6 separate regions of the Homo sapiens genome follow, and regions 1, 2, 3, 5 and 6 are each linked to region 4. The links are chromatin contacts, found by Hi-C in ENCODE. All regions are on one chromosome and are shown on one strand. The core of a region is the stretch at or near the end of the contact, and the rest is flanking DNA. Distances in the headings are between cores, read along the strand shown.

Region 1 (3,532 bases), core at 458-2,957, 880 kb before region 4:
ATCATCAGGTTCCCAGAATATGTTTGAGCAATGGCAAGTAGAGAAGTTTTGCCAAATTGAATGAAGGCTTTCCAGATGGCTATATTGATGGGTAGCTGAAAGGGCTGCATTCGTGCTTGACTGCAGACATCCTGAATACCACTAGACAGAGTGTTACTTTAGCCAGTAGTCAGGGAGCCACTGAAGGCCTTTGAGTAAATGAGTAATCTCACAGCCAGCCTGTCTAACTTTGCTTTCTGTTGCTTATAAAACAGAATACTGGCACCTGGATAATTTATAAGGAAAAGGGCTCATGCCTGTAATCCTAGCACTTTGGGAGATCAAGGCAGGAGGATCACTTGAGACCAAGAGGGCAACAAAGTAAAACCCTATCTCTACAAAAGTTTTAAAAGTTAGCCAGGCATGGTGGCATGTGCCTGTAGTCCCAGCTACTCAGAAGGCATTCAAGCCTGGAGTGCTATGGTTGCACCACTGCACTCCAGCCTGGATGACAGAGTGAGACTCTATAAAGAAAAAACAAGAAAAGAAAAGAAAGAAATGGAATTTATTTCTTAGAGTTATAGGGGCTAAAATGTCCAATTCTGAGGGGACACATCTGGTGAGGGCCTTTTTTGCTGAGTCCTAAGGCGGCTTAGGGCATCACATAGTGAGGGGGCCGAATGTGCTCCCTCAGGTCTCTGTTCCTCTTCTTATAGAAGCTACCAATCCCACTCCCATGATAATCCATTAATTCATTAATCCATGAATGGGTTAACCCATTTGTGAGGGCAGAGCCCTCATGACCCAATCACCTCTTAAAGGCCGCACCTCTCAAGCTGCCGCACTAGGGTTTAAATATCAGCATGAGTTTTGGAAGGGACAGATATGCAAACCATAACACAGACTAAGCAAAGATACACAGTAAGAGGGTTCCTCTATGGAGCACCAGCAGCTTCACCAATGGGCAAACCCAGAAGGGCTCCCAGACAGGAATTTGCAAATGGAGTTCCAGAAAGAACTTGGAATTGGAGGTAGAGATTGGAGAACCTTCTGAGGTGACATTGGAACCCTAAGAATAGAAAAGATCTTCTATAGAGAATGTAGGGAAGGTATGATGGTTTGGGATGAAACCTTAAGGGCAGCCAGAATAGGAGGAGGCAGTGGAGAAGGTACTGTCAGGGAGATGGGAGGTCATCCGAGAGAGCCGCCTCATGGGGACTCCCAGGAGATAGCAGCATTTCCAGGCTGGGCAGTGGTACAAATGATGCTGTACAGGTAAAGGCCTGGGAAAAGAGCCTCAGAACTGGCAATGAGGATCTCACTGCTGACCTTCAAGAGAGCTATTTCAGTATAGGGTGGGGGCAGGAACTTAATTACAGGCAGCTGAGAAAAGAGTAGAGCCAAAGTAGAGTATGTGGTTGTGGAAGGAAGAAGAAACCAGAACAGTAACTTGAAAGTGTGAGGGGAGGGTGGAGAGCAACATCAAGTGAAGGCTGATTATTGTTGAGATAGGCACACATCTCCTGCGGCTAGGGGAAGGAAGCATTGGAAAATGAAAGACTAAAGGTGCTGGATCTGAATAATGGTGGGAACAGAGCAGGCTTCAGGAAGGAGGGGAGGGCATAGAGAGGGCTTATCTTAGAAAGGAGAGGCAATGCCTGCAAGGTCACGGAGTTGGAGACAGGTGAGGATGTGAGTACGTCATGTCTGTTGGCTCTTATTTTTGCAGCAGTGTCTGTAGTTAGGTTATCTGGTAAGCAAGTAAACACAGAGACTTGGGAGCCTGCAAGAGAGTGAAGGGAACTTGGTGTAGCATCTGTGGGTTTGGCACCTGAGAGATCCTCAACCCTTGTTCATCCTTTAACACAAAAGCAGGATTGGGGCACCATAACCCAGAAGCAGTCCACATCTGCATGGGTGGAAGCCCTGACTCCAGTTGGGAGTTTCTTACTAGAGTTTCTCCCAAAGAGCTTATCACATCTCTGCATGTGTCTCCATTATCTCTCAGTTGAGTTGAATTTTTTTCAAAGAAAATGATAGCATGATTCTCAAGAGCCAACTGACTATAGAGCTATTTCTCAAGTCTCAACTTGTCTGGTTACAGACCTGAACCCGTCCTTTTCTACTTGTAGTTAGATTTTTCTTACGTGTTATGTGTAATAATTTTAAGCATCTTAATTATCAGTGCAATAATTGGGAGGTTTTTGTGTTTTATGGTTCAAGTCAGTGCCAGTTTCATTGCTTTTAGCTAAGTAGTAAGTTCTCTTAAAAGAGAAAATGTGCACTGTGTGGCCTGTTAGCTGTTGAATAATCAAGAAGCCAAATAAAAGGCTAAATTCATTGGTAGACCTCAGTGTAGGCAAAATCTGTATTTAGAACTGGCTGTAGGCAATATCCTCACCAAGGGTCCTTTTCTCTTTTCTGTCACTAAAAAGTTTGAGTTGAATAGGATATGTATTAGTAAAAAGTTTTCTGATTGCAAGTGATAGAAAAACCCTATTTGAAATAGTTTAGGTTTAAATTTTTAAAAGCAAAAAAGAATGTATTGATCCATGTAATGGGGACACTCAGTTGTGGATTGGCTTCAAGCAAGGCTGGATCCAGGCGCTTAGACAATGTTGTCAGGATTCTCTCTCCACTTCTTGAGGCTGTTTCCCTCTATGTGTTGACTTCATTATCACTGGGAGCCTGAAATTTGCATCTTTAGAGCTTGGAATCCCAAAGAAAGAGAGGCCCTCTTCCATTAAGTTTCTATATACCAAATTCCGGGAGGTGTCCGGCATGTGTCCACCCCTGAGCCAATCACCATGCCTGGGGGATGGAGGACTCTGGCCAGCCTCATCAGTCATTCACTGGGGTGGAGGGTAAGGAGTCATTTCCAGAGGCATCTCACCAGGATCACATGGAGAAGGCATTTTCCCAAAGGGAAAACTGAAGAAGCAGAGGGAAGGGATGCTGAGTTAGCAAAAACCACCAAAGTCCATTATAAACACCATAGCACAAAACCTAAACAATAAAAACAAAGATGGAGCTATTACAGTCTGTGGTTATTTTTAGAAGGCTTACAGTTTATTATTTGTTCTTGCTAATGTTAATGATGATCTTCCCTGGACAGACATCTGTACTAAAGTAGTGAAGCCTCCCTGAGGGTTTGACTTAGTGGAGGGCTGTATAAAGCGACTGTAGAAGGAACATACGTCATTTCCAAGGTGCATTTGAAATTATCTGCTCCTCCAGGGTCTACACATTGACTTGACTTGGTTTCAATAGAATAGGTTTGGTTCAGTAATTATCTGGTTTCAGTCAGGGCAAAAAGTAAACTATAAGAAAGGGTTTGGGCATTCCAGTCCTACCTGAAAGTAGGAAGTATAGAGTTCTGTAATGTTAATAATCCTTAAAAAGGTGATGCTGGAGAGGGGAGCATGCGTAGATACAGGTGTTGATGGACACATCCTGAGCTGCGAAGGTTGCTTTCCTTTCCTTCAGCTCCTGCCTTCATCCACAGAGGTGGGCCACCTGCCTGACCTTACAGTCCTGCCTCGCCCACCATGTG
Region 2 (3,292 bases), core at 340-2,839, 560 kb before region 4:
AGGGGGTGGGGGGAACATACTGAAACATCTAAAAGGTAAAAAGTACCATTGAAAATGTGTCTTTAGTCAGGAACGGATGCAAAAACGGATGAGATACAGAAAAGAAAATCCAAAATACAACCAAGTTTTGAGGAAAGTCATAATACATAACAAATAAAAAATCAATGTGGCAGGTTAAATTGGACAAGAGAGGCAAGAGTCACTTTAGGATTTGAGAATTAGAATCATCATTCAGCTGGTATCATGGGAATTATTAAACATAACCTGAAAAACTAACAGAAACTGTTAAGAACCTGGTGAGAATAATTCACTTCGGAGAGATGAAGTAATGTTTCAAATATATTCCCATTACTCTAGCACCGAAAGGTAAGGAGGTTATCCAAAGTTAGAGCTTTTCATGGTTAAGAGTAATACTTAGATAACAAGTTCTTCTGTCTTTTGTCTAGTCTGACTGTTCCTGCACACATCAAACATTAAATATTTATTGAGTGGCTGATGCATGCCACGCACAGGGAACAATGATGAGTCAACCCGAATCCCCACTTCATGGCACTCCTGGTCAGATGTACAAGGTGTTAAGGGACCAGAGGGGAGACTAAATGGCATTGAAGATGAAAGATATTTGAGCAGGGGTTTGAAGGATGAACAGGAATTTGCTCAGTGAACACAAGACGTATGGGATAAAGTTCTTCAGAGAAGTGACAGAAATTGCACAAACTTCAAGAGAAAGGAATATACTCAAGAAATGGTAAGAAACTCTGTATGGTGACACAGAACAGACCTGAACGTTTACACAGAGGAGCAGGACCAGACCACGAAGGACCATATATGCACAGTAGACACAAATTACTGGATTTTATCCTACAGGCAGCTGAAGAGCCTCTGATGCCATCAAGTAAGGCAACTACATGGTCAGATTTGTGGGTGAATGGATTGAATGAAAGTAGGACTGGGCATTAAGGGCTATTACAAAAACTCTTTGTAATAATCCATGTGAAAGATAAGGCCAGAACCACTGTAGTTGCAGTGGGGAGGTAGAGGAAAGGACAGATAAGCAAGGTAGCCAGAGGAGGTAGAAATAAAGTGATTGGTGATCAATTGGGTTGAGAATGAAAGAGGAAGAAGTCAAAGATAATTCCCAGGCTTCTGACTTGAGAAGATACACCTCCATGCCAACTCATTCTATCAGCTTTCCTTTTGGACTTTGGCTCACTCAGATTGGTCACTGCTGCTTTGCCACATTCTCTTTGTCCCAAAGAATGTCCTTGAATGCTACCGACACTGGTGGCATATATCCCAAGGCAGTCATTCCCACCTCTGAGTGGCGGTGATAAGAGAGAAGCACCACTTCTTCCTCTCCCGGCCTCATCTCTACAGCCTTCAGCAACTAACAGCAGCAATCTTTTATAGAACACTCAGTTTAGTTCTGCACACAAATCATTGAAGTCAATATATAGTTATTGTGGACCTCACAGGAGAAGGCACTACGGAAAAGAGAAGCAAAGTGAAACAGCAGGTTTCTGCAGCGTTATTTATATAGTGGAGACAGGAAAACAACACGATGCAAAGCATAGGTTTTGTGGTTAGTCAGGCGCAAGTCTCAATTCCGGTTCCATTAATGTTACTGTTTTTTTTGTGACCTTGGGAAATGGGTATTGTTGAGCCTTGGTTTCCTCCTCTATAAGATATATAGATAATATTGCCTACCTCGTCTGTAAAAATTAATGAGTTAATACATGTAAAGGTCCTACCAGCATTGTGCTTAGCTTATCCAAGATTTTTTTTTAAATTAATGTCCTTCTTTATTTCTTGTCCCACTATGACTACTCAAAGACTTCGTGGCCCTAAATAGAATCCAGGCATCACTAATGAATGCTTCTCTCTATTTGTCCTCCCCCACCTCCACTGATATCTATTGTTGGACAAATGAACCTTCTAAAAGCAAAATAGGTTGATATCTATGTCAGAGACCTCTTGTAGCCTACCCAATATTCATCCTTCCTTTCATCTTTAATAGAATCCTGATTTTTCTGGGGGTAGTAGCAAAGTACCAAGCTAAAGTAGGCTCCTTACCAGGCTCCCGTGCCACTAGGGGTGGCCATATGTTATAATATGGCCAGTAAAACTGTTAGAGATTTTTTGAAAAGTTTCTGGACACAGTTTTATTCTCCCTTTGCTGTCTTCCTCCTTCCTGCTTCCTGGAAAATAGATATGATGGCTGGAGCTGCAATAGCTAACTTGCAACTATGAGGAACTATAGGACTTTGGTCTTAACATTCCTGAGCTCCTGAATCAATACTTTAACTACCTTCTATGAGACTTCTTGTCACATGAGAAAAATTAAGCCCCAAATTAAACCCCTGCCTTTTACTGTAACTCTCAATTGAGCATAATTCCTAAATGATTTAATCAATTCTACTCTACTCTGGCATGATTTTTAAGGCATTAACCATAATTTCCTTCCAATCTAAAAAGAAACTAATACTTACTGAGTATCTAGTATACATCAGATACTGTGTATATAGACATACAAATAAATATTACATATTGACTCACCAAATTCTTATAGTAACCCTGTACAATAAGTGGTAAAGCCAAGATCTGAGCTACAAGTCTGTCTGATACAGTTCACATTCTTACAGCTATCCATACTACAGCAAGGGTTATGAAAATCTGCCACTGTGAGGAACCATCACTCCCGAGACAATCTTTCTCTCTAAGTTAGAAAGGCACTTGTCCTACATCCTCTATACTGATATCAAAAATCCAACTGGTAAGCCATCTAAAAAGCATATCTAGGATTGAAAGTGTATACAGAAGGGAGACCATGAAGTGGCTGATGTGACAAGTAGTGAGACTTGCAAGATGCCTGCGGTACACCCTGCCCGAAAGCAGCTTGGCAAGGTTGATGACCTGGAAAGGAGGCTCCTTTCACCTGCATCTTCAAATCAATAAGGACCCTGAAGAAATCACATCGCACTGGAGGTAAGTGTGTAGCTGACTGCCATACTCCACCTGAGGCATGGGAGAGACAGGTTAAGGAAGGTACTCAATGTCACACACGTTCTCGCAGTCAAACCCCTATGTATGATTTTATCAGAGATTTGAAAGAGGAGCAAAAGATGATTAAAATTAGAGGTTATGTATACCACTTACAACCTATTAAAATAAAAAGTACACTCTAAATATAAATATATTTTGTAGAAGTATTACATAAATATACTTACATATAGGAATATATTTTAACCCTTTCCTCTACAAAATGAATGAGGCAACTAAAAAGACTCACAAT
Region 3 (3,158 bases), core at 47-2,546, 550 kb after region 4:
AAAGATTTTATTTAATTCAAGAGGAAACAGGCAGATATTATAACTGGTTCAAAAGAGAATCTGAGGGCTGGACATGGTGGCTCATGCCTGTAATCCCAGCACTTTGGGAGGCTGAGGCGGGTGGATCACTTGAGGTCAGGAGTTTAAGACCAGCCTGGCCAACATGGTGAAACCCCCATCTCTACTAAAAATTCAAAAATTAGTCGGGCTTGGTGGTGTGCACCTGTAATCCCAGTTACTTGGGAGGCTGAGGCAGGAGAATTCCTTGAACCAGTGAGCCAAGATCTCGCCACTGAACTCCAGCATGCACAGCAGAGTGAGACCCTGTCTCAAAATTAAAAAAAAAAAGAGAGAGAGAGAGAGAATCTGAGAAACAGACATATTTTCAGATCAGGAATATTGAAATGATTATGTAAATGGAGAAATGCAGTCAAAACTGCATTTTCTCTAGTGGGGATTGTGGGAAGTCAACCAACTTCCACCAGACAGAACATAACTTGCATCGATTACCTACAGTTTTCAAAGAGGTGTAAAATACCTCAAAGATAAGGAACAGGGTTGGAATCAAGTAACATGGCTTTCTAAATGTGCTTCGTTTTCCATTAAGACGCAAATTTCTTCTTCTGCTTGCCTCATCCTCTTCAGGAAGTAGAGTTCTGGCTAATTTTTTTCTTCTTTCAATTCTGTACATATTCTCTGAGTTTTCTAGCTATCACTAATTCAAAGTGATTTGGAAAAGCTGGAATTCTTTTTCTCCTTGTTGGGGCGAGGATGGTATCCTGTCCCAGGCTAATCCTCTATTATTTCATCCATGGGCTCTATTTACTGAAGTTTTCGTTAAATGTGTCATTGTGATCATAAGCTAGCATGATGCACCCTCTTGTTCCATTTGTCACGGTTGCACATGGACATTGATTTTAAGCCTTGAGCTCTCCGGTAAGGCAGGACTGGCCCAGGCATGGTCTACGAGATGCTACAGGAAGCAGAGACTTTCTAGACGTTCCCTTAAAGATAGTCAAGACATCCCCATGAAGACGTTCCCTTAAACTAAGGAGAAATTTGAGTCTGGGGTTCGGCGTTGCCAATTCTCTTAGCATAGAGCCTCTTAACCGCTAGACCAGATAGAGACATTTCAAATGGCTCCTAAATTTGGGGAGCGCGTAGGCTCATGGGAAATAGAGTCACGGTATTTGTCCTGGGACCGGCGGCGGGTCCCGGGAGGCGGACTTCCGGTGCATTCCTGCGCATGTGCACCCCTCTCTGTGTGCGTGTTCGCGCATGCGCGCCGCGGCCGCAGTGCCCTCGCTTCCTGTGCGTCCCCAGGTCACCGCTCGCCCTAGTTCCCAGGCTTTGGCCTCCGGTGGGCGAGAATCGCGGAGCCTGCGGGGCTGGGCGCCGAAGAGCCGGGCCGGCACCCAAGCGGGCGCGGGGCTGTGCGGGCCAGGCGGAGGCTCAAGCGGGGATCCCCGAGCACGACCCCCGGAGCCGACGGCGCTGGGGCCCAAGGGGCCGGCCGGGCGGTGACGACGGCGGAGGCGAAGGGGCGGCGGGACCCGGGCCCGGCCCGTGTGCGTCCTCGACGGCCCGGCCCCGGCTCCGCAGGACGGTGAGCCCCAGGGAGACGGATCTGGGCTCCGGGAGGGACGCCCCGCCTGGATTTGTCCCGTAGGCCCGGCCCGGGCCCCTCTGGAGCAGAACGGCCTTGGTGAGGTGGACAGGAAGGGACCTCGCGAGCAGACGCGCGCCCGCGACAGCAATCCCGCCCCGGCCTGTCGGGAGCGGTGGGGCAGAGGCTGCGGAGCCCCAGGAGGGTAAGTCGTGGGTTTGCGGGCCCGGGGCGAGAAGGGCCTGGGTGAAGTCACCGCGTGTAGGGCACCTTAGAGTGAGGGACAGTGGAAGGTCTCGATCGCTTGCAGGAGTGACGTGTGTTTGGGTTTGAAGGCAGGGTCCGGCGAGGACGAGGCTTACGGGGGCGTGGGGGGTGTCACCAGCCTCAGCTGCGGACGTTGTCTCCACTCCCCCCTCACCCCAGCAGCCCTTCCTCCTCTCTCTGCTCCAGATTGCTACCGTATCTAAACGTCCGTCAGCACCTCTGTTCTCTCATTTAAGTGCTGATTCCCCCTTAGGTCTGCTCTTGTGGAATCATACGTTGTAGTGCAGGAACAGCCTGCAGGAACTATCTCTTGCTGCCTCATTTGCTAGGGGAAGGGCCTTAGCAGGTGGGTGACTTGTCCGAGGTTTTGTGGGTGGAGTTGCTCATAGTAGAACTCTGGAGTTTTATCTCCCAGGCCAGTGTTCTGTCCCCCGTATCCTAGTTAAGTGAGCGTAAGTTCTTCAATAAAAGATCCTTTTGAGTAGCACACTGAAGTTTCTGCAAATAAAGACTCAATTATGCCGACTGTATTCCTTTATTTAGGGCATCCTGTGGATTTTCTGATCTTTATTTAAAAGAGTAAGAAAATAGATGAGTATTACAGAATTCATTTTTTGTTGTTTGTTTTTTGTTTGTTTGTTTGTTTGTTTTTGAGACAAGTTTCGCTTTGTTGCCCAGGCTGGAGTGCAATGGTGCCATCCCAGCTCACTGCAACCTCCGCCTCCCGGGTTCAAGCGATTCTCCTGCCTCAGCCTCCCGAGTAGCTGGGGTTACAGGCGCCCGCCACCACGCCCAGCTAATTTTTGTATTTTTACTAGACATGGGGTTTCACCATGTTGGCCAGGCTGGTCACCAGAATTCCTTTTTAAATCTTGCATTTAATGATGGCAGATTATTTCAGTAGGATCCAGTATTCATTCACCATGAGAATCTCATCCACTCAGTCACAAGGTAGCCATGTGTGAGTTTCAAATGTGCAGATCGGTCCCCCTCCTGATCATTTTCCAATCCCTTCTGAAGGCTTAAAGGGACAGTCTCCCACAAGATGTACTTCTTGGAACTTTCTGTGTAGGTTTTGGGCGGGAGATGACCGCCTTGGCAGGCCAGACCGCTCATAACGCCATGGCTTGGGTTTTCCTTCCCCAGATCTGCCTCCGCTTTCACAGTCCTCCAGATTTTTCCAAGAGCAGCAGAAAATGAATAAATCCCTGGTGAGTGTTTCTGTTCATGTATTTATTCTCTACTCTGATTTACAATACACCTTAGGAGGAGATTAAGGGTTCAA
Region 4 (3,522 bases), core at 282-2,781:
TGAAACTATGAAAGTAAGAGGAAAACATAAGCATATTATAAATAAACCTTGGTGTGAGCAAGACACACAATTCAATAGCCCTAAGAAAAGATTAATTGGTTTGTGTGGGGAAAAAACAAGTACGAAATAATCATAACAGTTCTAATACATATAAATAAACCAATATTCAGAGAGTTTATAAAAATTTTTAAAAACCCTAGTAATTCAATATTAAAAACTGGCGAAGATGAAATGCAAATTACCAATGTATAAAAAAAACTCAAACCTTAAGTACAAATCAACAATTATCAGATATTAATGCAGTGATAAAACTAGTAAGTTCAATAATCAAAAACTTTGGTAAAAGGGGCAGGAAAATATACTCGCAAATGTTGAGTAGTAGTATAAGGTAGTACAGTACAGTTTAAGAAGGCAATTTGGCAGTATCTATGAATATTTAAATGCATACATTCTTTATCTCAGCAATTACTTGCTAGGAACTTATCCTATGGCTGTACCCACACAATCATTTCAAGGATGTTCAGTGCAGCAATAATTATAATAAAAGTATCCAACTCAATTATCAATAGAGGAATGGCTTAAAAATTGTGGCACATCCATACAGAGATCTAGTTAACTATTAAAAAGAATTATCTCTAAGTTATTAAACAGTAAGCAGAAAAGGCAAGGAGCAGAATGATGTGTTTAGTTTGGAAATGAGTACAGTTCTGTTATTTTCTGTTTATGGCTGGACAAAGGGACTGCTGGGTGGGGCTGTAGCAGATTATAGCTTTTCATTTTATATTCATTCTCTTTTACCAAGCACATACATTACCTTTGTATAAAAACTTAAAAATATTTTTAACAGGAAAGACATTATCCTCAAACCATGCAGTAATGCCCAACTTGAATATATTTATTCAAGATCTAAGGAAGGAAATTTCAGGGGTACTGGAGTTATTGAAAAATAAACCTAAAAACATGCCAATGAAAGAAAATGGCTGTGGGTCTCAGAAAAAAATGGTACACTGACTGCACCTGGGAAAAAACTGGAACTCTCGAAGAATTGAAGTTAACTGGGCTTTGGCAAATTTGTGAATATATCGACTCTTTCACATGAAGTTGTACCTGAGCCTTATTCTTTAAATCCAGTTCAAATGCCACAATTTCTTTGAAACTTCTCAGATCCCTAAACACTTAATATACAGTCCTCTTATAGTTCTTTGTAAATACCTCTATCATAGTCCTGAGGAGGCTATTTGTTCACTGGCATGTCAGCCCCCAACCCAAATGTGAGATCCTTCAGGCAAGCCTTAACCACAGGTTTCGCCCTCCTTTCTCTTCTATAGCTGACAAACCATGAGCCTGGTGAAAGTTTGTTGAATGGGTGATTTAATGACTGGAGGAAAAAAAAGAGCTGTTGCTTTTTTTGGATTTTAGGATAGAAAACTTGTAACTTGACATGTAAATTAATTATTAACTAACTCGACACAGTTTTCTCCTTACCAGTGTTAGGCACGACCCTACCTTTGTTTTGTCATCAGAGATCACTTGTTGCTTCAGTAACCAAGAGCACTGAGCTACACCAAGTGACAGTGCTTTGGAATGTCTAATGGTCACTGTAGAGAAAAGGAACCTGAGCTCTCCTCCCTAATAGCAAATACACACAATCTTCTGCCCACACTTGAGGTTTTGTTCTTTTTCTGGACTGTATTCTCCAACGTAAATGCGAGGTTTTTTGCCTGATGGTGTATGATACGTGGAGTTCAAATCAAGATTTTCTCAAGCAGAAAACCTGTTTAGGAGTCCCTCCATATCTATGAGAAAAGCATTTTGTTTAGAGGTCTCCATAAAAATGAAACAGAAGAAAGTAGGGGGCATATGGAGAACTTTTCTTCATAGTGAAAGGATGCTCACCATTTACTTCCTTTTAATTGATATATAATGTACATATTTATGGGGGAGAGAGTAATATTTTGATACATACAATGTATAGTAATCGTATAGTAACCTTTTTAAACTTTTTTGTTGTGGAGATGGAGTCTTGTTGCCCAGGGTGGACTTGAACTCCTGAGCTTCAGCCTTCTGGGTAGCTAGGACAACAGGCATGCAGCACTACACATGGCTTTGTTATTTAAAAAAAAAAATCCTATTATGTCCCAGGCACAATTGGAAACAAGACAGATTTGATCTCTGATAACAGTGCCTGGCAACTATTAGGATCGTTCCTAGAATCTATTTGCAAATGGTGGGAAAAGGCAGGGACCAAATATGTGAGTTCTATCTAGCAGTACAATGGGTCAAAGAAAAACAGAAAGAATGAATAAGATCTAGTATTTGATAGCACAATAGGGTGACTATAGTCAATAATTTAATTGTGTATTTAAAAATAACTAAAAGAGTATAATTGGATTGTTTGTAACACAAAGGATAAATATTTGAGGGGATGGATACTCCATTTTCTATGATGTGATTATTACTTGTTGCATGGCTGTATCAAAGTGTCTCATGAACCCTATAAATACGTACACCTACTATGTACCCACAAAAAATTTTGTTAAAGTACATAGCTCAGGTTGTTCAGGGAAGATAAGAAATTGCATTTAGTACAAAGACCACTAACCTGGGAGTCAGGAAAATTGAGTTCTGTTGCCACTTCTGGCATTATTTGTGTCATTTTTCTAAACTTTAACATCTCTAGATCTGTTTCTGAATCTTTCAAACGAGGCGTTAGAACATCTTTAAGCTCTAGAAATCAGTAGTCCTATATTTTTATGTGGGAAAGGGCTCAGTGTCTTCTATTTCCATGAATAAGAGAATAAGACTTAAGCCAGAACAGATCTAAGAAAGATATGAAAATAATCTGACACAAGGATTTGAGAATAAATAGTAACTTCCGAGTACTCTTCACCCTTGGAGTAGAAGGAGAGAAGGATGCTAAGACGGGTCCACATGAGGCTGCTGGTCCTTTGTATGGGTCAACTATTTACCACTCTTGAAGATGGATACCTCCTTCATCTACCCTCATTATGAACTAGTTCAGCAGTCTTTATACCCTTGATTGAAGAAAGTAATTTCTTATGGCAAGATAAAAGAATCCAAATCAGCTTTGAGATCTTTCCAGCTCATGTGTGTACCTGCTTACCTCTACTGCTGCTTAAGAATGTCTGTGGACATTCTTCACCACTGGTTGTAAAAACCCTAGGGAGCCAGGGCCAACAGCTTTTTTTTCCCACTTTACTTCTCTAAACTGTGACAGTATAAACATGATTTTTTAAAAGTTCAAAAAGGAAAACAGTGAATTATTGAATTTCTTTCCAATCCTAGTACCCTTCCCCAAAGGTACTGCCAACAGTTTTTGTATATTCATACATTTATAAGTTAAATCATATTTTTCCTTATTTGACATCATATCTATGTTTGGTCTTAATTCTGTCATCTATTGTAAATTCTCCCTTTAGCTCTCTTATATGGCCTGTGTTATCTTTAATTTTGTGTTTTCATTTTAATAGTTATCAGGCTTACAGTTTTGGTGATTACCTT
Region 5 (3,057 bases), core at 1-2,500, 860 kb before region 4:
GATTACAGTTCAAGGTGAGATTTGGGTGGGGACACAAAGCCTAACCATATCACAAGCCAAATACCATTGTAATGGGGGGCATAAAGTTAACGAGGGATTTCTTTCCCCCTCATATATTTGGACTGGACTGTTATTTACTTATCTGTATTAATTAAATCTCCCAATTTAAATTAGCTGTGTAGAAAATAAAAGGACTGGATCATATTGGAAGTCGAGAAGATGTGCAGTTACTAGTCCTATTGCTTCATTTAATGGTGTTCTCTTTTTTAAGCTTTTCCCCATTTGTGACAGAAAAACAAGGCACCTGCTTTCCTTAGAGCACCACTGATAATCTTTGGTATGATCATGAAACGATTGTGCTTGAGAAGAAAAATGGGCATAAATAAAGCTAAAAAGCAAAGATGCCTTATCCATAGCAATAGTTTATTTGCTTTTCAGAATCTAACCTTTTCCTTCATTTTTCATATTTTTGGATTGGGTTCGATGATGCATATCTCCTATCTCCTCAAATGTATTCCAGTATGAGGAACATGGGAGAAATGTCTTATTTTTATTCGGAGGCAACCACGGATGTGGCCATCAACTGGTGGGTCCATGTGACTTCTTCACTAGATCTGATATGCTCTGGTTTTGAATATTAGACTGGTCAGAGAGCAATGTCAATCCCCCTCCTACTCCATGGCCAGTACCAAAGACAAGCAGTCCAAATGACAACAGCCCTGCAGTGAAAGGTAATAACAGCATTTTGTCTCTCTGAAATGACAGCTGCCTTCCTTTCCAGTGGCCTAACCTGTTTTCTGTACTACTTTGCTAATTTCCATTTGAACATCTAGGGCTCAAGACAGGGCTATGAGATGGAGAATTTCGCATAATCCCAGAAATTACATTCTGACTTCTTTTTCTGGCTTAATGTCCTCATTCATAATTCCCTTTATCAAATTGTACCTAATGTGGATGAGTCAAATATCTACATGTGGTTGGGTGGTCCCCAAGTTTGGTTGGAAATACCAAGGTATGAAAGGCCTCTGAGGTTTGCTATTTTTAGCCAGAAATACCATTGCCACCACCAAATAGGGCATTTAATTTGTGCACCTCAGAAAGGGCCAGGTTTCATAGTTGTCAAAAGAGGTCATTTCAAGTTCATGAGATCTGTTCTCTTTTGGGACAGGTCCCCCAAGGGAGCCTCTGCTCGACTGAAGATATCATCTGTGTTTGCAGCTCTAGCTCTGTTTCTTTGGTATCACTGACTTTCTCTTGTTGGCCACAGGAAGTTGAAGGAAGTGTGTACTCCATTATCATCAAAAAATGTTCCCATGATGCTCTTTTAAGTGTTATGCAAATAAGTTGCACCTGCTTTGTCTCCAACAGTGGCTGCCTGGGGAATGTGAGGATTGTCCCAAAGCACAATCACTGGCTCCTCACGGCAAGGCCATGAGAACGCTCAGAAGACCTCCTAAGACCCTTGAGGAGGTTAGAAGGAAGGGGAAACAAGCATGTAGCATCTTTTCACTAGAGTCGTCTTTAAGATATTTTGATATCCTCTAGCAAGAATAGAGATAGGCTAATCCAGCGAAATCAGTATTGCCTTTTTTTAGGCAATACCCTGCCCACTCCCCCTCCAACTAAGCTACAGTGAGCTCTCTTGTCTCTGATACTCATATCAAGATAAACCAGATGATTCCAGGGCTAATTGCACATGGAATTCAATGTTACATAGTAATAACTTGCATATTACCCACTAGTCTTGATATAGTTTTCTCACCATCATAGATACACTGATTTTTACATGTAGATACATTAATATCTACAAAAGACTTTTTTTACAAAAAGAGGGAGGGGAATCCGAAGTATAAAGTGATCGGTACACTATCTTAGCATTTCAGTGCCATTTTGATGAAAGGATCAAAGGCCCTGTTTATACTGATATAATCCCATTGCCTCTATCCCCTCACTAACCACTTTTAGCAACTTGTCCTACCAACACTTCCTGAGACTCTTTTCAGCCAGATGGCAAGCACATTCCTAGCTGCTCTCAGCTAGAAGGATCACCCATCAGAGACGTTTTCTTCATGTTTCTGACACTCCCACCTGTTGGAGAAGAAAAAAACACAGGTCATCCAAGCCAATGAACTTAGATTCTCATGTGGAATGATTTATGTATTTTAAACAAAGCCTTCATCTTATTTAGAAATCACTTGCATGAGGCACTCTTTTGAAAATGTTCTCCTCATCTGGAAAATAATTTGGCTGTATAATCGTGGTATTCAGGAAGTTAGGGCAGGTGTTTAGGTGGAAGAGCAGAAGGGAGTATTCCAATGAGGCTGAAGAGTGAGGGGAATTGACCCCCTGGGAGAAGGGAAGGCATGTCAGGGCCCTCCTTTTAACAGGAAAGGATTGAAGAAGGCAGTGACCCTGAGAGAAGAGGAGAAGCCAGGCCTGGGCGCCAAACACTTTTGGGCCTGTTGCTTTGAAGGGTAGAAAGAGTGGCCATAATATTTCTCCTGACCCAGCAGATTTGAAAAGATTCCTCCAGCAGACAGTGGAAAGCCCCTTGCTTCCTCAGCCATTCAGTCTGATTTCTGAAATAACTATGCTATTTCCTGGTTGTGGTGAAGTGGCAGGGCCCGAGGGTTTGATCAGCTTTTCATGGGCTATGGCCATTAGTGGGGTTGGGGTGCAGGTGGGAGTTTGTTAACACAAGAGCTTGTTATTCTCGGAGCTTCAGGCCCTGGTTTGGAAATGTTAACTGGCCAACCAGCCACGGGAGTTGGAATTCCCTAACTATTGTCAGAGAGAGTGCAAAGGGATTTGTCTGATTGAACAATCTGCATTTGAAGATGACCTGGACCTGCCTGCATCCCGCATGGCAGAGGTGGACATTTGGAAGGTGCGTTTGCTCATGTTTCCTCTTCTCTCCCCAGAACCTGCTAAGGCTGCCTCAGACCTGACTGCCTGGTTCAGCCTCTTCGCTGACCTCGACCCACTCTCAAATCCTGATGCTGTTGGGAAAACCGATAAAGAACACGAATTGCTCAATGCATGAATCTGTACCCTTCG
Region 6 (3,488 bases), core at 674-3,173, 530 kb after region 4:
CCAACATGGCGAAATCCCGTCTCTACTTAAAAATAACAAAAAAATTAGCCAGGCGCAGTGTCACATGCCTGTAGTCCCAGCTACTCAGGAGGCTGAGGCACAAGAATCCTTTGAACCTGGGAGGTGGAGGTTGCAGTCAGCCGAGACCACGCTGCTGCACTCCAGACTGGGTGAGAGACACTGTCTCAAAAAAAAAAAAAAAAAAAAAAGACTGATAAGGGAAGCATGCACTTGTAACTTTGTAACTCTAAGATAATCAGGTAGTAATTAGATGAGTTAAGACTCTCATGGGTAACATGACTTCTTTTACAAATAGTCTGCCATCATCAAATACAACCCGCAAAAAGAAAAAAAAAATTCCCATTATACGGCTCATGTTTTTTGTGGTTTGTTTGTTTGTTGAGACAGGGTCTCAATCTGCCACCCAGGCTGGAGTGCAGTGGTACATTCACAGCTCACTGCAGCCTCCACCTCCTGGGCTCCATTGATCTTCCCACCTCAGCCTCCTGAGTAGTTGGGACCACAGGTGCATCCCAGCATGCCTGGCTACTTTTGTATTTTTTGTAGAGTCAGGGTCTCCCTATGTTGCCTAGGCTGTTCTTTAACTCCTGGTCTCAAGGGATACTCTTGCTGTAGCCCGGCAAAGTGCTGGGATTACAGGTGTGAGCCACTGCATCCGGCCCGCATTTTCTTATTGTCTCTTTAAACTGCTTAAAATCAAAGAAACCATAGGAATTGAGTATGTGAGCTCTCAGAAATGAAATGAATGTGTATAAAATATGGTTTTGTTTCTAAATTATCTAACTGAACTTGGTTATTGCTGCACCTAATAACCTTCTACTAAGAAAACTAGGATACGGGAGAAAGAACACTGGCCTGGGAGATAAGACTCCTGAGTTCTACTATGAGCAACTCTACCCACAAAGCCAGTGACCCGGTCAAGTCACCCACCTGCTAAGGCCCAGTCTCTTCCCCTAGCAACTGAGGCAGCAAGAGAGAATCCCTGCAGACTGTTCCTGCATTACTACCAGTCTCCAGGGCAGATCTAAGGGGGGAATCAGCAGACACTTAAATGAGAGAACAGAGATGCTGACGGACGTTTAGAGGCGGTCGAAATCTGGAGCACGGAAAGGAGGAGGAAGGGCTGTTAGGGGTTAGTGGGGAGTGGAGACGACGTCTGCAGCTGAGGCTGGTGATACCCTCCACGCCCCCGTAAGCCTCGTCCTCCCAGATATTCCCGTGCAGCGCCTCAAGGCCAAACACACGCCTCTCCTGCAAGCGATCGGACCCTCCCCCGCCTCATACTCTAAGGTCCCGAACATACGGTGACTTCACCCAGGCCTTTCTCGCTCCGGGCCCGAAAACCCAAAGACTTACCCTCCTGGGGCTCCCCAGAGGCCGGGGCGGGGCTGCTGTCGCTGGCGCGCGTCTGCTCGCGAGGTCCCCTCTTGTCCACCTCACCAAGGCTGTTCTGCTCCTGAGGGGCCCGGGCCGGGCCTACGGGGCAAATCCAGGAGGGTGTCCTTCCCGGGGCCCAGATCCGCCTCCCTGGGACTCACCGTACAGCGGCGGCCTGGGCCAGGCCCCCAGGACACACACGGGCCAGGCCCGGTTCCCGCCGCCCCTTCGCCTCCGCCTCCGCTGCCACCTTCGCCACCTCCCGCCCGGTTCCCCTGGCCGCAGGGCCGCCGGCTCAGGGGCTCACGCTCGGGGGTCCCCGCTCAAGCCTCCACCCGGCCCGTGCGAACCCTGGCCCACATAGCTCCGCGCCCGCCTAGGTGCTGGCCTAGGCGCTCAGCGTCCAGCCCCGCAGGCTCAGCGATTCTCGTCCACTGGGGGCCAAAGCCTGGGAACTAGAGCAAGCGGTGACCTGAGGACACACAGGAAGCGATGGCAGTGCGGCGGCAGCGCGCATGTGCGAACACGCACCCAGGGAGAGGCGCACACGCGCAGGAGTTCACCGGAAGTCCGCCTCCCAGGGCCCACCGTTGGTCCCAGGACAAGGGCCGGACTCTATTTCCCATGAGCCTACCAGCGCCCCCCAACTTTAGGGGCCATTTCAAATGTCTCTACCCCGTCTAAAGGTTAAGAAGCCCCAGGCTATATGAGCTTCGGCAGCCCTGATCCCCGGACTGAACTTCGCATTTGTCTTTATTCCCTTTTAGGGTCAAGTCCAGGGCTGCAGTGACTGGGTCCTGGAGCCCAAGGCCTCCAGGTTAGAACCGAGTTTCCCATAACGAGAAGGAAAGGAAAGGGTGTATCGTGGTCACTGCGCTGAAATGCTAAGAGAAGTTTCACTCAAATACTAGGACAGGATAAATGCCCAGCGATGCTTTCCAAGGAAGAGAAAGAAAATAGAATTTGTGGCCGGGCGCGGTGGCTCACGCCTGTAATCCCAGGACTTTGGGAGGCCGAGGAGGGCAGCTCGCGAGGTCAAGAGATAGAGACCATCCTCGCCAACATGGTGAAACCCCGTCTCTACTAAAAATACGAAAATTAGCTGGGCGTGGTGGCGCGTGCCTGTAATCCCAGCTACTCCGGAGGCTGAGGCAAGAGAATCGCTTGAACCCGGGAGGCGGAGGTTCCAGTGAGCCGAGCTCGCGCCCCTGCACTCCAGCCTGGCGACGGAGCGAGACTCTGTAGCTTTTCTAGATCACACAGCAAATGCCTAAAAACTGTAGAGAAATCAGGAAATACACAAATCGAACAAAGAAAAGATACCTGTGATTTCACCTTCCCCAGGAGGATTATGTTTAGGGTTAGGTTATGTTGACCAAAAAGACTCAAAGTTTGTAAAGAGTTTTATTCTGGGCCTCCTATTTGAGTGACCATGGCTGGTGACACAGCCTCAGGGGGTCCTGAGAACGTGAGCCCAAAGTGGTTGGGTTACAGCTTGGTTTTATACATCTTAGGGAGACAGCAGTTACAGGCAAAGACATAAATCAATACATGGGATGTACACATTGGGTCAGCCTGGAAAGGCTTTCAGGTCACTAGCAGATTCAAAGATTGGCAGTTGATTCAGAGTTAAGTGTTGGCTGAACAGTTGGAAGATGACGTAAAGAAATGGGCCATTGCGGTGGCTCTTGCCTGTAATCCCAGCATTTTGGGAGGGTGACCTGGGAGGATCCCTTGAGGCCAGGAGTTCAAGGACAGCCTGGGCAACACAGCAAGACCCCCATCTCTACAAAAAAAAAAAAAAAAATTATCCAGGTGTGGTGGTGCATGCCTGTAGTCTCAGCTACTTAGGAGGCTGAGATGGGAGGATCGCTTGAGCCTGGGAAGTTGAGGCTACAGTGAGCCATGATGGTGCCACTGCACTCCAGTTTGGGCAACAGAGAAGAAAAGAAAGAGAGAGAGAGGAAGGGAGGAAGGAAGGGAGGGAGGGAGGGAGGGAAAAGAAAGAGGGAGGGAAAGAAAAGAAAAGAAAAGCTTGAGTTAAGATAAGGGGCATTGTGGAAACCAAGGTTCTTGTTATGTAGATGAAG

What was found. A loop is a pair of places that touch in the nucleus more often than their neighbours do. Pooled maps may share reads with other maps.
Region 1: a loop to region 4 is called in a map of natural killer cell, with 6 times the contacts of the local background. The contact joins the enhancer-like site here to the promoter of LINC03016 in region 4. A Hi-C loop is called at or near these places in 1 of 168 maps with a recorded cell type or tissue (natural killer cell), 18 of 37 single-sample maps with no recorded cell type and 10 of 50 pooled maps.
Region 2: a map with no recorded cell type shows a loop between it and region 4 (6-fold over the local background). The contact joins the enhancer-like site here to the promoter of LINC03016 in region 4. A Hi-C loop is called at or near these places in 7 of 37 single-sample maps with no recorded cell type and 5 of 50 pooled maps.
Region 3: a loop to region 4 is called in a map with no recorded cell type, with 4 times the contacts of the local background. The contact joins the promoter of ZNF12 here to the promoter of LINC03016 in region 4. A Hi-C loop is called at or near these places in 3 of 37 single-sample maps with no recorded cell type and 2 of 50 pooled maps.
Region 5: a pooled map shows a loop between it and region 4 (4-fold over the local background). The contact joins the enhancer-like site here to the promoter of LINC03016 in region 4. A Hi-C loop is called at or near these places in 1 of 168 maps with a recorded cell type or tissue (natural killer cell), 7 of 37 single-sample maps with no recorded cell type and 4 of 50 pooled maps.
Region 6: a loop to region 4 is called in a map with no recorded cell type, with 7 times the contacts of the local background. The contact joins the enhancer-like site here to the promoter of LINC03016 in region 4. A Hi-C loop is called at or near these places in 5 of 37 single-sample maps with no recorded cell type and 5 of 50 pooled maps.

What each region holds. Positions count from the first base shown.
Region 1 is chr7:8,130,291-8,133,822 of GRCh38, reverse strand. All of the region lies in intron 12 of ICA1 (islet cell autoantigen 1), which reads left to right. Among named protein-coding and RNA genes, the nearest start is that of ICA1, 130 kb to the left of the region's middle. RefSeq lists a silencer at 110-159. Within about 2 kb of position 1,707, at least 6 of the 41 ENCODE cell types and tissues checked have a DNase peak (open chromatin) inside an H3K27ac peak, as active enhancers do; they include natural killer cell, where a contact is called at or near this core.
Region 2 is chr7:7,814,533-7,817,824 of GRCh38, reverse strand. All of the region lies in intron 3 of UMAD1 (UBAP1-MVB12-associated (UMA) domain containing 1), which reads right to left. Among named protein-coding and RNA genes, the nearest start is that of RPA3, 98 kb to the right of the region's middle. RefSeq lists enhancers at 532-621, 1,490-1,679. Within about 2 kb of position 1,589, at least 3 of the 41 ENCODE cell types and tissues checked have a DNase peak (open chromatin) inside an H3K27ac peak, as active enhancers do.
Region 3 is chr7:6,705,085-6,708,242 of GRCh38, reverse strand. It overlaps ZNF12 (zinc finger protein 12), which reads left to right and starts at 1,296. Exons shown (of 5, transcript NM_016265.4): 1 at 1,296-1,811; 2 at 3,020-3,084. The coding sequence starts at 3,070. RefSeq lists an enhancer at 1,128-1,627 and a silencer at 1,321-1,680.
Region 4 is chr7:7,253,163-7,256,684 of GRCh38, reverse strand. It overlaps LINC03016 (long intergenic non-protein coding RNA 3016), which reads right to left and starts at 1,531. Exons shown (of 4, transcript NR_108073.1): 1 at 1,507-1,531.
Region 5 is chr7:8,113,909-8,116,965 of GRCh38, reverse strand. It overlaps ICA1 (islet cell autoantigen 1), which reads left to right. Exons shown (of 14, transcript NM_001136020.3): 14 at 2,922-3,057. The coding sequence ends at 3,043. Among named protein-coding and RNA genes, the nearest start is that of GLCCI1, 150 kb to the right of the region's middle. RefSeq lists enhancers at 2,414-2,603, 2,624-2,723. Within about 2 kb of position 1,250, at least 4 of the 41 ENCODE cell types and tissues checked have a DNase peak (open chromatin) inside an H3K27ac peak, as active enhancers do; they include natural killer cell, where a contact is called at or near this core.
Region 6 is chr7:6,728,191-6,731,678 of GRCh38, reverse strand. No RefSeq gene overlaps it. Among named protein-coding and RNA genes, the nearest start is that of ZNF12, 23 kb to the right of the region's middle. RefSeq lists silencers at 1,099-1,148, 1,559-1,668 and enhancers at 1,819-2,028, 2,080-3,055. Within about 2 kb of position 1,923, at least 39 of the 41 ENCODE cell types and tissues checked have a DNase peak (open chromatin) inside an H3K27ac peak, as active enhancers do.